2 separate regions of the Homo sapiens genome follow, and region 1 is linked to region 2. A link is a loop called in an ENCODE intact Hi-C map of the cell type or tissue named here. Cell type or tissue: heart left ventricle. All regions are shown on one strand.

What was found. Hi-C counts contacts between places; a loop is a spot of excess contacts. Peaks named below come from ENCODE experiments on the same cell type or tissue, not always from the same donor. Only the 100,000 strongest peaks of a DNase experiment are listed, where the experiment ranks them.
Region 1: a loop joins it to region 2, with 2.0 times the contacts of the local background. A loop is called at or near these places in 5 of 110 quality-filtered maps.

Annotation. Positions count from the first base shown.
Region 1 is chr1:114,571,276-114,579,275 of GRCh38, forward strand. BCAS2 (BCAS2 pre-mRNA processing factor) reads right to left here. Exons shown (of 7, transcript NM_005872.3): 3 at 5,413-5,483; 4 at 4,315-4,476. Among named protein-coding and RNA genes, the nearest start is that of BCAS2, 6.3 kb to the right of the region's middle. In heart left ventricle, no CTCF peak of the experiment used is centred here; no DNase peak of the experiment used is centred here.
Region 2 is chr1:114,423,977-114,431,976 of GRCh38, forward strand. It overlaps TRIM33 (tripartite motif containing 33), which reads right to left. Exons shown (of 20, transcript NM_015906.4): 6 at 6,822-6,936; 7 at 3,772-3,918; 8 at 3,201-3,318; 9 at 1,473-1,747; 10 at 615-779. Among named protein-coding and RNA genes, the nearest start is that of TRIM33, 83 kb to the right of the region's middle. In heart left ventricle, a CTCF peak has its summit at 4,324 (motif pointing left); no DNase peak of the experiment used is centred here; H3K27ac peaks cover 1,833 bases.

The DNA.
Region 1 (8,000 bases), 150 kb after region 2:
GTCTCGAACTCCTGACCTCAAGTGATCCATCTGCCTCGGCCTCCCAAAGTGCTGAGATAACAGGCGTGAGCCACTGTACCCAGCTTTTTTTTGCGGAGGGGAGGGACAGAGTCTTGCTCTCCTGTTGCTCAAGCTGGAGTGTAGTGGTGCAATCATGGCAGCCTCAACCTCCTGGGCTCAACTGATCCTCCCACTTCAGGCCTTCAAAGTAGCTTGGATTACAGGCATAAGCCACCATGCCCGGCTAATTTTCATTACTTTTTTGTAGAGACAGGGTTTCACCACGTTGTCCAGGCTGGTCTTGAACTCCTGGGCTCAAGCAATCTCCCCACCTCAGCCTCCAAAGTGTTGGAATTACATGTGTGAGCCACACGGCCTTTTGTCACTTCTTAAACTGTCATGACTTCTTGTCATAGAAAAGATGGAATATATCTGAGTACCCACTTATTTTATTTCTCAACCCCCTTTTATCTCTATATTTCTGCATATACATTCACCTTGTCATTCTCTCCTCCTGTCTACTGCTAACTAGAGAGAGGTGAGAAAAAGAAAACTGTTGTAGAATGAGATATCAGTCCATATTTGCATGTAACATATGCATAGCAAAATAAAAAATAGATACCAGTCCAGGTCAGCTGTAACTAGCACAGGGGAAAAGTTCAATAATACAGAGTACCATATAATTATTTTAGAGAAGTAATGAAACAGATTTTAATCTCTTTTTTAAGTTTAAATAACAACTTTATTAAGATATAATTCCACATCATATCAATTTCCTCTTAAGGCAGTGGATCAATCACCTACAGGGTCCATTTTTACCACATCTGGCCCTAATGTGTTCTTGCTCTAAATCTAATATTGTTTCCTGGCTTTTGTGACTCAAATTTTCTGTTGCTCACCTGAGTTATTCTCCTACCTCTACTGACTGGTTTCCTTGCATTAGCTGCAATTCTCTCAAGATTCAGTCTTTAAACAGCTGTGCCTCTCTAGGCTTTCCCTCAGGTCATCCCCCTTTCCTTGACTTCGACAATCACTCCATGCTGAGCACTATTGATTTTAGTGCTCTATTCCAGACTTCTGACCACTAACAGGGAGCTTTCCTTTGAATTGGCTCTCCCTGAAAGTTTAGTTTGTCTTCTCCCTTCTCCCACCCTTCCTCTTAAATATACTTTGATAAAATATAGTACATCTCCTCTGGAGAAGTGTCCACTGAATTTGGAGGAGACAAAATATGCTTAGGGGAATGTGAAGCACTATAGAGCACTTTGTGATTAAATGGAAAACAAGTGATGTGCACAATAATTCTGTGTATAGTTACTCAGAAGAGGGAGACAATACTAGAAGCAGAATTTCAATCAGGGAAGAAGACAAGTAAGCAAACTAGAGCTGAGCCCTAAACAAGCTGAATTTGGGTATAACAGGTAAAGACAAGGGCAAGTAAAGGCCCAGAGGCAGGATTTGCAATAATCACCAGAGAAAGGACTAGTTTGGGTTGAGTTAAAAGTCTACAGTTGAGGTAGTAAGGAAAAGCCCTTGAATACCACGTTAAAAAGCCTGGCCCAGCCGGGTGCTCACACCTGTAATCCCAGCACTTTGAGAGGTTGATGCTGGAGGATCACTTGAGGCCAGGAGCTCAAGACCAGCCTGGCCAACATGGTGAAACCCCGTCTCCACAAAAAATACAAAAATTAGCCAGGCGTGGTGGTGTCTATAATCCCACCTACTCTGGAGGCTGAGGCAGAAGAGTTGCTTGAACCCGGGAGGGTTGCAGTGAGCTGAGATTGTGGCACTGCAATCTAGCTTGGGCGACAGAGCAAGATTCTGTCCCGCCCCCCGCCCCCACCTCCAAAAAAAAAAAAAAAAAAAAAAAAAAAAACTTGGCCTCTACCTTGCAGGTAATAGGGAATTATTAAAGGTTTTCAGGTAAGTTGACAGCAGTGTTCTTTTCAATGTCATATTTTTTCCTCTGCATCTATGCTCTCCATTCCTGGAATGTTTTCCTTGTTTCCTTCTAAACATCCCAATTTCACCTTTCTTCAACAACCTTCAACTTAATGCCCCATCTTTTTTTTTCTTTTTTTTGAAACAGACTACAAGTGTGTACCACCATACCTGGCTATTTTTTTTATTGTTTTCTATAGAGACAGGGTTTCACTTACGTTGCCCAGGCTGGTCTCAAACTCTTGGCCTCAAGTGATCCTCCTGTCTCAGCCTCCCAAAGCACTAGGATTATAAGCGTGAACCACGCCTGGCAATGCCCCATCTCTTAACGCTTAGTTTACAGACCACAGCACACAATGTAGCACTTGCCCCCATATTGCCAAAAATGGACTATTGGTTACTTGGCATAAAACTTATTATCTCTTCCATTAGATAAAGCTTCTTGAGAAGAATCACATTTTTCCATTTTGTGAAACAGATTTATTGATGTCGCTTACATTTCTTAATCACCCTAATCCCATTCTTTCTTCTTTTTCCCCCCTTGCAATATATAGATATATAAAAGAAAGTTAGTTGTTGGCTTTGTAGAGTTTCCCAAATTCTGGATTTTGTCCACTGGATCATTTTTATGTGGCTACAAATATTAAATGCATAATTCTGAAGATTTGAGAAACAGTATTATCATTTCATGGTTTTGCTTTATTTTATATAGCTATGTTTCAGGAAACATACTCTAACGAAAGTTGTACATACTGTTATGAAGTTCAGTGGCCTTTTTCTCTTAAATTGTGAATAGACACTCAGGAAATTTTAGGGCACAAAGGGGCCATGCAGATAATCTAACCACGGAATTTTGCAAGCAAGGAATCTGAATTCTAGATAGACAATAAATACTAAAGCTAGAGCTAGTTACATGGAACAGAAACAGGATGTCAGTGGCTTGTTTTGACAACAAATACTTGCTCAAATTTATTTGTAATCCCAAAATTACTACTTGTAGTGTTTTGCAGTCATTCATGGACATGTGCACAGTGGTGAAAAATCTGAGCAGCTGAGCATGCACATTTTCAGCTGAGGATGAACAAGGAGGTGCTTTGCCTTCTTGTTTTAGCTCTCATACAGAAATAACCAGAGGATGAAGTTCAAGTTCCAAGTCTGGGATCTGTTAGTGGGGCAGTTTCAAGAAAGTTACTTTACATTTCTCAACTTTGTTTTCTCTTTTATAAAATAAAGAAGTCTACCAGGATGAGTTTATTTTAGGATTTAAGATTATAATCTATTTGAGAGATATGTATATGTGTGCACATGAATATGTATATATTTCCCCTAGGAGAAATGGTACAGTATTTGCTAATTCAGTGTTCATAGGACTTAAAGAACATAACCCATGACTAATGAGAATCAACTGTTTAAGCAACGCTTGATAACATTCTATCAAGTGGTGCTCTGCAAATGGGACCTCAGAACTAGTTTTGTTACAATATTATACAATAAATGTCGTAGTTTGGTTTAGGTCCTGTTAGTACTCTTGAACTTTGAGGTGGGTTTCAAAATAGTGGCCTTTCATATGGGTTGCAGTTCTAGAACATAATCCCAAGACAAAGTCTAGCTATATTATTTTTATCACACTTCCCCTACCCATACTTTGTGGGGTTTTTTTGTTTGTTTTTTGAGATGGAGTCTCGCTCTGTCACTGTGGCTGGAGTGCAGTGGCACAATCTCAGCTCATTGCAACCTCTGCCTCCCAGGTTCAAGCAATTCTCCTACCCCAGTCTCCTGAGTAGCTGTGACTACAGAAGCGCCACCATGGCCGGCTAATCTTTTTTTTTTTTTTTAGTAGAGATGCGGTTTTACCATGTTGGCCAGGCTGGTTTCAAACTCCTGACCTCAGGTGATCCACCCGCCTCGGCCTCCTGAAGTGCTGGGATTACAGGTGTAAACCACCGCGCCCGGCTTTTCTTTTTCTTTTCTTTTTTTTTTTTTTTTTTTGAGATAGAGTCTCATTCTGTCGCCTAGGCTGGAGTGCAGTGGCAAAATCTTGGCTCACTACAACCTCTGCCTCCCAGGCTGAAGCAATTGTCATGCCTCAGCCTCCAGAGTAGCTGGGATTACAGGCACACGTTACCATGCCCAGCTAATTTTTTGTATTTTTTTTTTTTGTAGAAATGGGGTTTCACCATGTTGGCCAGGCTGGTCTCGAACTCCTGACCTCAAGCAATCCACCCACCTCTGCCTCCCAAAGGGCTGGGATTACTGGCATGAGCCACTGCACCCAGCACCTCCCATACTTTTAAAATGTACTAAAACTTTGGGTGAGATGGAAAGAAAAGAGAAAAAACAAAAAAAACAGAAGATGAAGAAAAAGGTTCTTACTCATTGTATACTTTCCAGGCATTACATCCATGCTGTGACATTAGTTCCAGATTCTCAATTCTAACTGCTTGATGCTCTAACTGGGCCATAGAATTGTTTACACATTCTTGCCATGCAGTAATGTCATTTTTTTGACCAGAGGAGGGGGCTGGAAGCTCATATCTGAAATTAAACAACAAAATAAAATAAAACCATCTATACTGCCAAGCCTTTACATCTCTTCTCAGTAGAATGTCCCATGAGTCTCCATATAGTATAAAAACTACAGAAGACTAAGGATGTAAACCTTGCAATAATAAGAAACCGATATATGCTAACAATCAATTTACAAATATGATTTAGCACCATTATGTTCACTTCAATGTGAACTGGTTAAATAAGCAACATTACATTCACATAAAAGATTGTTACATTAGCTATTAAATGTTACTGAAGAATATTTAATAATATTAAGATGTCAGTAATATATTAAGGGGAAAAAGCAGTAGACAAAAAAGTTTGCTACCATTTTTGTAAAATACTCACACCCACCCATCCACTAACATACCCATGCGCCGGTAGAGAAAAAAATGAGAAGCGATATGACTCCTTCTATTCTCTCTTCATACTACCCAGTCAGTCCTTCAACACTGCCTCTCTCTCTCTCTCTCTCTCTCTCTATATATATATATATATAGTTTTTTTTTCAAGACTGGGTCTCCCTCTGTCCCCAACGCTGGAGTGCAGTGGCACAATCTCGGCTTGCTGCAACCTCCATCTCCTGGGGGGTGTCAAGCGATCCACCTACCTCAGCTTTCCAAGTAGCTGGGTCCACGGGTGCGTGCCACCACACCCAGGTACGTTTATTATTATTATTATTATTATTATTAATTATTTTTGGTAGAGATGGGGTTTTGCCATGTTGCCCAGGCTGGTCTCAAACTCCTGGATTCAAGCAATCCACCAGCCTCGGCCTCCCAAAGTGCTGGAATTACAGGTGTGAGCCACCACACCCGGCCAACACTGCCAATATTAGCCAGCAAATACATTCTTCACAAATCTCAGCTCATTACTGAGTTACTACAAACTAAATTTTAATTTCCATTTTAATATTCTTACCGTTTCATACTGAGCAATTCAATTGGTTGTCGAGCAGCCAGTCTTTCAAATTCATTTCTCATTATGTCAGTCTGATGTGTAAATCAGAAAAAAGATTTCTAAGATCATGTTGACAACTAAAAATTAACAATCACCAAAGAACAGATTTAAGCTACACTACCCATTATAATGAATTGTTTACCTTTCCCTAATTCTTCTCTGAGTTAAATGCTCTCTAGAATCTGAAGCACACACACACACACTCACTCACTCACTTCACATTCAGGAAAAGTGGCATGTATTAAGGAGCCCACAGAGAAAAGGATTAATCCTAAACCAGTGGTTCTTAATTCCAGAAGCATATCAGAATCAGTTCGACAGTGCTATGGTTTGAATGTTTGTCCCCTCTGAAATTCATACAGAAACTTAATCCCCAATGTAATAGTATTAAGAGGTGGGGTCTTTAAGAGGTGATTGGGTTATGAAGGCTCAATCCATTCATGGGTTAATAAGTTATCACCAGAGTGGGTATGTTATAAAAGCCAGTTTGTCTTTCTCTTGTGTGCCCCTACCTTGCCATGTAATGCCCTGTGCTGCTTCAGGACTGTACACCAAGTCCACACCAGCAAGAAGGCCCTCACCAGATGCAGCCTGTGAACCGTACACTTTCCAGCCTCCAGAAATCCAAGAAATAATTTATTTATTTATTTATTTTTTTTTTGTGAGACGAAGTCTCGCTCTTGTCCCCCAGGCTGGAGCGCAATGGCGCGATCTTGGCTCATCTCTGCCTCCCGGGTTCAAGCGATTCTCTTGCCTCAGCCTCCCGAGTAGCTGGGATGACAGGCATCTGCCACTATGCCTGGCTAATTTTTGTATTTTTAGTAGAGACAGGGTTTCACCATGTTGGCCAGGCTGGTCTCGAACTCCTGACCTGAGGTGATCGGCCTGCCTCAGCCTCCCAAAGTGTCTTTTCTTTATATTCACTATCTTCTCTAGCAATTTTACTGTTCGCAAGTAAATGTAGTATAGCTGTTCCTCTTTAGGGCCAACGTCCTAACCCATTTCCATTCTGCACATTTCCTACCCTGAGGATAAAGAACTGCTTAAAATATTTCTTTGTAGTAATACTTCGGTTATTCCATGTAATTTTAATTTTCTGAGGGTTTCAACTATCTTAACAATTAGACTAAATAAGTATCAAAGGCCTTACAGAAGCCTGCATGAATGTTTAAAAGTTTTTATTAGGCCGGGCGAGGTGGCTCATGCCTGTAATCCCAGCACTTCGGGAGGCCGAGGTGGGTGGATCACGAGGTCAAGAGATCAAGACCATCCTGGCCAACAAGTTGAAACCTCATCTCTACTAAAAATACAAAAATTAGCTGGGCGTGATGGCACGTGCCTGTAATCCCAGATACTCGGAGGCTGAGGCAGGAGAATTGCTTGAACCTGGGAGGTGGAGGTTGCAGTGAGCTGAGATCACACCACTGCACTCCAGCCTGGCAACAGAGTGAGACTTCATCTCAAAAACAAAAAAACAAAAAAACAAAAAAACAAAAAACAAAAAACAAAAAATTTCGTATTAAGCATTTCTTTCTGCAGAAAGTATTTTGCAGGGGCTACTGCTAAATTACACACAATCTTAAGAAAATGTAGTTACCTAGTTTCCTGCAAAAAAAAAAACCAGGGCATTCTAGCTAGAAAATTCTGCAGTGACAGACAAGGAGTAAACAGCCAATTAAACACGAGGCAGTATAAAAATGCAGTATAAGTAGTCTTGAGCCATGTAGCATAGGAGGAACCCTTAACTAACTCACATGCTCAGTAAGTGATAAATCTGGAATTTTAGCTCATCTCTCTCCAAAGACTAAGCCAGTGTTCATGGAGCGGCAAGGGCAATCCCTGCTCATGGAGTAGTCTCATCTTAGCTTTGAGAGGCCTTCCTCAACCACCCAACCTGGAGTCGCCCAGTCACTTTATCACTATCATTCTCTGTGCAGCATTTATCAACAATTTTTCTGATCTATTTATTGTCTGTCTCAACACTCTAGATTTTAAGGTTCATGAGTATGGACCCTGCCGATACTGTTCTCCAATACCCAGAATGGAACAGACCTTCGTAAATAGTTGTTAAATGAATTAATGAAAGAGTAATTTCAGAGGCAGTTTGAAGAACAGTTAAGGTCTTAGTCAATTAGCCTCTCTAAGCTGCAGTTTTCCCAGCTAAAAAATGGGGATAGCAAACATAGTTATATAGTTTATAGAGCTGTTATGTGCACCAAGTAAGACAGTGAACCCAGTAAATATTACCAACTATTACTAAGAAAGGATGCCAGGTGTGGTGGCTCACACCTGTAATCTCAGCACTTTGGGAGGCCGAGGCAGGTGATTCACTTGAGGTCAGGAGTTCGAGACCAGCCTGGCCACAATGGTGAAACCACGTTTCTACTAAAAATACAAAAATTAGTTGGGCATGGTAGTGCGTGCCTGTAATCCCAACTACTTGGGAGGCTGAGGCAGAAGAATGGCTTGAACCCAGGAGGCAGAGGTTGCAGTGAGCCGAGGAGTTGCACTCCAGCCTGGGCACCAGAGCAAGACTCTGTCTCAAAAAA
Region 2 (8,000 bases):
TAAAAAATAAACTCTATTATAACTAGAAATCCTATGAAAAAGTGGCCTCACTGTATACTCATATCTCCCATATAAACATAACCAGGCAAAGATTATAAAACATGTCTCTAAACACACTTATTAAAGCGTATCTACATCCTAAAAGGAAGAATATTTGAGTAGAGAAAAGGTAAAAAAAAATAATAATAATAATACATATAGTTAGCTCTGTTACTCTCAAAGCCCTTTTTATATATTAGGATCAAAAAGCCACATTAAAAGAGCAGAGCAGCATTTTCAGGAAACTAATGTTCTTGCTATTTTATCATTGCTTTTTGTGATTGTGGGTAAAATCACCAGCTCATTAGATTTTTTTCACTTCTGCAAATTGAATGGGTTAACTACATCAGGGTTTCTTAACCCACAGTATATGATGCACTTAAAGCATTTTTTAAAAGCTCTTAAAATTAAATACAAAATCTCATGTGTATGTTTATTTTTCTGGGACAAGAGGATATACAGCATTAATCAAATTCTCAAACACATCAATGACCTGCTCCCAAAAAGTGATTAAGAAAATGACGTCTTTTAATTTTAAAATTGTAGGATTCTTACAAATGTAACTCTAGGCATACTTGTCTTTGGAGGTGTGGCTGCATCATGGAATATTGAGGGCCGCTGTGCCTGGGTATCCCTGGTATTCTGGCAGCATTCTGAGCCAGTCTCATCTGATGGGCTTGAAAAGCTCCACAGTTCATGTTGCCTCTTTGCATTGTTTGCACACTGATCAATCGAGGAGGCTACAAAAAGTAGAAATTGCAATTTATGTAATAATTTTAAAATAAATTTATCTCAATTATAAAATGTAATCATAAAAATAATTCAGTCAAGATAAAAGGGTATAAAGTAAAAAGTATAAATAATTCTTATCGCTAGCCCCAATCCCCAGAGGACTGGTAATGACTAGTTTGTATATCACTCCCTAATTTCCCTTGTCTCTCTCTCTCTCTCTTACCTGTTCCCCCTCTTTTTCTCTATATGTGTGTTTAAAGCGTATCAACATTAACGTATCCCATCCTGGAGTAATAGTTTTGATTGGGATGGCAGTGGAGAGAGCAAAAGACACACAGGTATAGGAAAGATCTGAACAAATGCCTAAGGAACATATCAGATCCTAGGCAGAAACAGTCTGGTCCTTTGGTCCACAAAATTATACGTGGAAAACAAAAAAGATTTGATGTGAAAGGATGAGAACTTACATCCTTTCAGAGTATTAGTGAATTAATTTTGTTTCCCAAGACAATTTACTTACTGCCTTTCTTCACAGCTCCCTTACATCACCATCATAACCATAGCAAATATTTAAACTCTGACTTTTGAACTCTGCTCAGTCTTGCTAGTAACTTTGAAATGTGTAACTTAATTATATAGGAAAAAGTGTAGTGTTGAGGGCTTCATAATTTCTATCAATAATGTAGTAACACGATACTTACCTGTTGTTGTAACATCTGAGGGGCTGCTTGTCTAGGATGCTGTTGTGTTGTTGTTGTTGTAGTTGGTACAGGTGCTGGTGGTTGCTGCATCCTCATCTGTTGCAACTGCTGATGTTTCTGTGCATATACTTGTTGTTGCATGTGCTGGAGTCGAAGCTGTGCTAAGTTAATCTGTCCAGGGGTTTTACTAATGTGGTTTGTCCCTGGAGGAACTTGCCCAACTACAACATTAGGAGTATAACCAGGAGCTGGTTTACTCTCTATTACTAGATTACCTGAAAAATTTAAAAAATGAGAATTTGCATATAATCAACTAAATCATCTACTTTGTTGAGTAATCACCATGTTTTCCTCTTTCCTCTGACAACTATCAGCACCTCAAAGCTCCAACAGTACAGCAGGGAATGGAGTCAGTTTAAAGATGATGATGATGATCAGAAACTTAATACATTCCAAAGCTGAATAAATGACGTTTGGTTATTCAGAAAAATATACTCTCTGTCCTTATTCTTTTTTACTTAGACATACAGAAAATTAAGACAGTAAAAGAGATTATCTATTAGAAGAGGCCTATCTAATCAATCTAAATCAATTCTCCCATGACAAGACTTACTCAAGGATACTCAAGATTGCCAATACTGATTCCATCTGCCTTTGAATTGCCAAAATATGCAAGGCAGAGCATTACAATGTCACAAAATCGTCTTCTGTGGAAATACTGAATGCTTTAAACAACTTATATCCTTAGACGTGATGGTTTTCCTTGCTTTTTATGGAGCCATTGCCTTCTAGGGATAGAAGCCAAATTTTAGGAAGATGTGATTTAAGGCACAGGTTGACAGGCTTTCCCTGTAATGGGCTATAGAGTAAATATTTCATGCTTGGCAGGCCACATAAGATCTGTCTCACAGTCCTTGGTTTTTGTTTGCTTTTACAACCAGTTGAAAATGTAAAAACCATTCTTAGCTACTACGTCACACAAAAACAGCTGGCTGATGTCAGAACTAAGGCTATAGCTAAATTTGAATATAATTTTTTTTTATTATATGCAAAGATTACTTTTTTTTTTTTTTTAAAAAAAAAGGGCAACCAGCCTCTGCTTTTACAATTCCCACTGTTTAGGACTTAACTGTTCTGAAAGTGAGTTTACTCAATCTGTAAATAGCTCTCTAATTGCTAGGAAGTTTGTGTGCATGTGTTTTAACTGAGCTCTCTGTAACTTTCATCTATGGTCTTTAGGTCCATACTACGCTGTAACAAAAGGAAAATCCATTTCTCTTCCATGTGAAAAGAGCTACTCTTATCTTTCAAACATTCCTCAGGACCTAACTACTGGACACATTAGCATCCTAAAAGTCTGTTGCTAATGCACAATTTGGCTTAATTAAACAACTAAAAATCTATGAAATTATTCCAGACAATGAATCATTTGCTAAGATTTCTATATGAAACAGTCAATATAAATTTAAAAGATGGAGGGTCGGGGGACTAGAAACAGCACACATTAAAAAACAATATACAGAGTAGACGCTCAACTTTCTTAAGATGTAATAACAGCCACACAAAACCACAGCTAAAGTGAGTTTCCAATGAATAACAACATATTTTTACATAAAATGTAAAACATTAGTTTTATAAAGTTAAAAATTTTATCTAAATTTGCTTTAAGTATTTTCTCCTTCTAATTCAGTGTTCCAAGTTATATTCATAAAACTCATTATTTCTCACCTAAATTGACTACATTCTTTGCCCAGAAGGTGGGATCACAATGGAAACGTATTGCTCCATTAGCAGCAGGGACAGGATCACACCGTGCTTTCAAAATATGACGCAACTGGAAAGTAATCTTAAAGGGAAAAAAATCCACATTAGTCTCAAAATTAAATATCAATTGGGAAATCATAAGATAAAGACATTAAGAAAAAAAAGCACATATATTCCCACAGTGTCAGCCTCAGATTAGGCAGCATCAACATTTAAATTAGCAATCAAATCAAATATACATACTTGAATTTCTGCCATTTTGGGTAATAAAGTGCATTAAGATACTAGGTATCTTCAAAAGAGTACATACTATATAATTCCACTTATATGAAATTCTAAAAAATGACAGAAATCAGATTAGTGGCTGCCTAGTGGAATGAGGAAACTTTGGGGGGTGGTGGAAGTTTTCTGTATCTTGATGTGGTGGTGGTTACATTTGCCAAAATTAAAATGTATACTTTAAACAGGTGCAATTCACTGAATATATATCTTAATAAAGTCCATTAAAGAAAAATAAAAACAGTATGTGTCTCACCAGTCGCTTGCTGTATAGTAGTGCTGTGCTGCTGCCACTTGCAATTGCCCAATTTGTGAAGTTCATAACATGCTTCACCTGCCGGGAAAGGCCTGTGATGTCATTCTGCTGCTGTAGTAACTTCATCTGTCTTTCCTTTGTAACATTCTGAAACAGAACAAGAGCTTCGCTGTAGAATTCCATATGAAAAAAAATCAACCCCACATTTCTAATGCAAATGGGCACAATACCTATACTTCCTTTAAAAATGGGCTAAGTGAATAAGCTCCATGATTATTTAGCAAGCCTATCATCAGAGGAAAAGCCACTAACAAAAGTGGGACTAAAAGTCAGTTCTCTAAGCTAAAAAGGATATTCCACATATAGAAATGAATGTTAGTTAATGTCACTTTTCTATCAACATGTCTGTTAAAAATAGTGTCTTCCTATTAGATTAATCTAATATATGGTATTTATAGCATAAGGAGCTAACTTTAGAAATAAATTTATGTAATCTTAATATACTTTAAAGGCCAAAAAAATTTTGTGTCACCAGTGCCACCTCCTGGTATGGCATGAGAATGAAGTTAAAATCTCTCTTAAATATATAAGACAAAATGAAAAAGATAACTTCCAGAGTTCTAAGAGTAGAATTAGGGAAACTTTTGATATCACAGAAGTTCACAGAGAACAAAGAAGTAAGGACTGACCAAACTGCAAAAACCAATTTCAGAGAAACACTGCAAAGGAAAAATAAACTGCTTTATGGGAACTAAAATCACCCCAGGAGGGATGGGTAATGTCCTACATACTTTTGACATTCAGCATGCTGAACAACTCATCTACTACTTTCTTAAGAACTTTCTCCCAAAAATGACTCAAGTTGGTTTTTCTGGACAATATTTTTCCTAAGGAAAGAAGCTGTTCATTTTATAATGTAAATCAATGGATAAGAGTATTCAACTGAGAGAAGTATGGTTTACTACATTTCTTTTATAAAGCTTAGAAAAACGTTTCTTCTACAAAGTATAAGAACATATTACACTAGAAAACATCTATTTTAAATTTATCATCATGTTAGTAGTATGTGGCGTATTTACCATTAGGTATTTGTATACACTTTAGCCTTAAGAGGCTTTTTTTTTTTTAACAGAGTCTCACTCTGTCCCCCAGGCTGGAGTGCAGTGGTGCAATCCTGGTTCACTGCAAACTCCACTTCCCAGGCTCAAGGGATCTTAAGAAGCATCTTTTAATTCAGAAACTCTTGAAATGGTTTTACAAATACTATTTTAGACGTACAGCTCAAATGTATTACAGTAAGTTTAAGTGTATCAAAAATAGTTACTAAGTGCTCTCTATTCACATGGGTCCTTTTGGGGGGAAAAACCTATTAGGGTTAAATGCAACAGACTGGTGTACAGTAGGAAAAGGGACCCACAACTTTAACAATCTGCACAAGAGTACTTTTTTTTTTTTTTTGAGACGGAGTCTCGCTCTGTCGCCCAGGCTGGAGTGCGGAGGCGCAATCTTGCCTCACCGCAACCTCCACCTCCCGGGTTCAAGCAATTCTCCTGCCTCAGCCTCCTGAGTAGCTGGGATTACAGGCATACACCACCACGCCTGGCTAATTTTTGTTTTTTTTTTTTAGTAGAGATGGGGTTTCACCATGTTGGCCAAGCTGGTCTCGAACTCCTGACCTTGTGATCCACCCACCTCAGCCTCCCAAAGTGCTGGGATTACAGGCGTGAGCCACCGCACCCGGCCAAGAGTACTTTTAATCTCACAAATTGTGTTTCACTGGAAAGATGTATTCCATTCAGAGATAACATTCTACTGACATCATTTCATTTTTATGTAATTATTCACCTAATATTTTTAAAGGATTCTATGAAGAGATGGGACAGAAAAAAAAAAAAACTATTGACAATTTGAGGTTAATGGAAATAATCAAATAAATCATTTCATTATTACTATTCAATGGTGCAGAAAAAATAATCCCCATATCATCTGAACCTAGTTAAGAGCATGAAATCTTCAATCAGAAAATATTTCTCTTTCCAAAATTTCAACTTTCCAGAGCATGAAATTTTCAATCAGGAAACATTTCTCTTTCTGAAACTTCAATTTCCCAGAAAACTCCTATTTGAAATTTGCTAAAAATAAATCAAATCGGCAGTGGAGACTTTGATTAAAAATTTAGATTTCATGAACTGACTAGATTTTCATCTAGAAACTTACACCTACAAATAAACTTCAAAATATGCAATATAAATACCTAATATCACAAAATTTTCACTAAGTTTAAGGTTTATAAATTTCAAAAAGAGCAGCATTTTCTGCAAAACTATGGAAATATTTTTAAAATAAGGTAAAATACACAAATGACTCAAGCAGAAGCCCAACATGAATCTATATGGTAAAATTAAATTGAGGCCCCATCTTAAGGGGGTGGGGAAGAAATGTGGTGGGACTACTTTGCCTTTACGTACATCACATTTTAGTAACATTTCTTTTTTCTTTTTCTGTTTTTCATTTTGGAGACAGGGTCTCACTCTGTTGCCCAGGCTGGAGTGCAGGACACAATCACAGCTCATTGCAGCCTTGACCTCCCGGGCTCAGTCGATCCTCCCACCTCAGTTTCCTGAGTAGCTGTGACTACTGGTGCATGCCACCACCCTGGCTAATTTTTGTATTTTTTGTAGAGGCAGGTTTCGCCATGTTGCCTGGGCTGGGCTGGATCCCGGGGCTCAAGCGATCTGTCTGCCTTGGGCTCCCAAAGTGTTGGGATTACAGGTGTGAGTCACCATACCCAGTCTTAGTAACAATTATTTGATTTCTAAGAGGACATCACTATTTCCTAAGGTATACAGCTAAAGTCAGTGTTATTAAATTGGGCCGCAAAGTAACTAACTAGAAAAGGTCTCTTCCAAAAGTAAATTTTAAAAACCTTATTTTACGTTTTCCTTTATTTCCATACCCCCCAATCCATCTAAAATAGTTTTCAATAAACATTAAAAACAGCTAAAGAGCAAGAGAAGCAGTTTTTGTTTTATTTTGGCTTTGAACCATACCTCTAGCTGTTGTAAGAGAGATTTTCCTTTCTTATTAATTTCATTGATAAGGGTGAAAATGGCCACTTTAATTTCCTGTTCTACTCGTTTGTTAGTCTCATTTACTTCTTTTATCCTGAATAAGAGAAATGCATCATTAGGTTATCAACTTATCCTAGGTCTCTGAATCATCAACTGTTACAGAAATTCATCCAACTGGGCACTTAACCGAGTAATTAAAATGAAAACTTTGTCAAAATGTACAACTCATGTTTCAGCAGACCTGACCAATTTGGTCCAAACAAGTTATGTACATAGACAAATAATGAAACTAATATTTAGTAATTTTAAATTATGCTCATAAAGGACAGTTTATTAAGCTGGATGGCAATCTACTTAAGTAACTATGACATGAATGTGATGCACAAACACCAGTGACTTCTGGATAGTGTCAAATGTGGCACATTGGTTCTGTTTAACCTTGACGTTTTCCAAGAACAATGTGCAAAAGGACAATGTCACAAGCAATAATTATCTTTTGAAAGGATAATAGTTAAACATAGAAGCATTTATTTTCATTTATAACTTAGCCACTTCAAACATGGGTTCTGATACACTCCCTTCAAAATTACTCTTAATATGGTTTCCCTTTGTATACAGTAAAGGGCATAAAACATTTTCAATCCATTTTTAAGAATAGCTTTAGATGTTTTATAAGTAGGTGTAAGCACTCAAAGCAGTTATGGAAGTTTTAGGTGCAAATATGAAGTGGCTGATACTTTGGTATTTACAAAACAGGAAGTGGATAATCCCACCACTATAAATATATAAAATGTCAACGACCAACCATAAGACATAGCTTCAATTTTTATACATTCTACTTCTGTAAAAACTATAACCCATGCTTTCAGCTCCTAAACTGCCTTTCATTTGCCAAGTTCGAATTTAGTTAACTTTAATACACTCCAAGAAATAATGTAGTTTTTTTCCTTCTCTGTACATCGTTTGGCACTTACTTGAAAATTTTGAGTTTTGTCCTTATCTTACTAAGGTGAGTGGAAGATATTTTTAATATATAAAGGTACTAATAACTAGTGATAAGAAATATAGGTTTCAAATATAAAATGATTGGGCTGAAGATAGAAATCACTAAGCATGCTGAAAACAGAGAGTAGTTAGAGAGTAGTTAGTCTCAGTCAG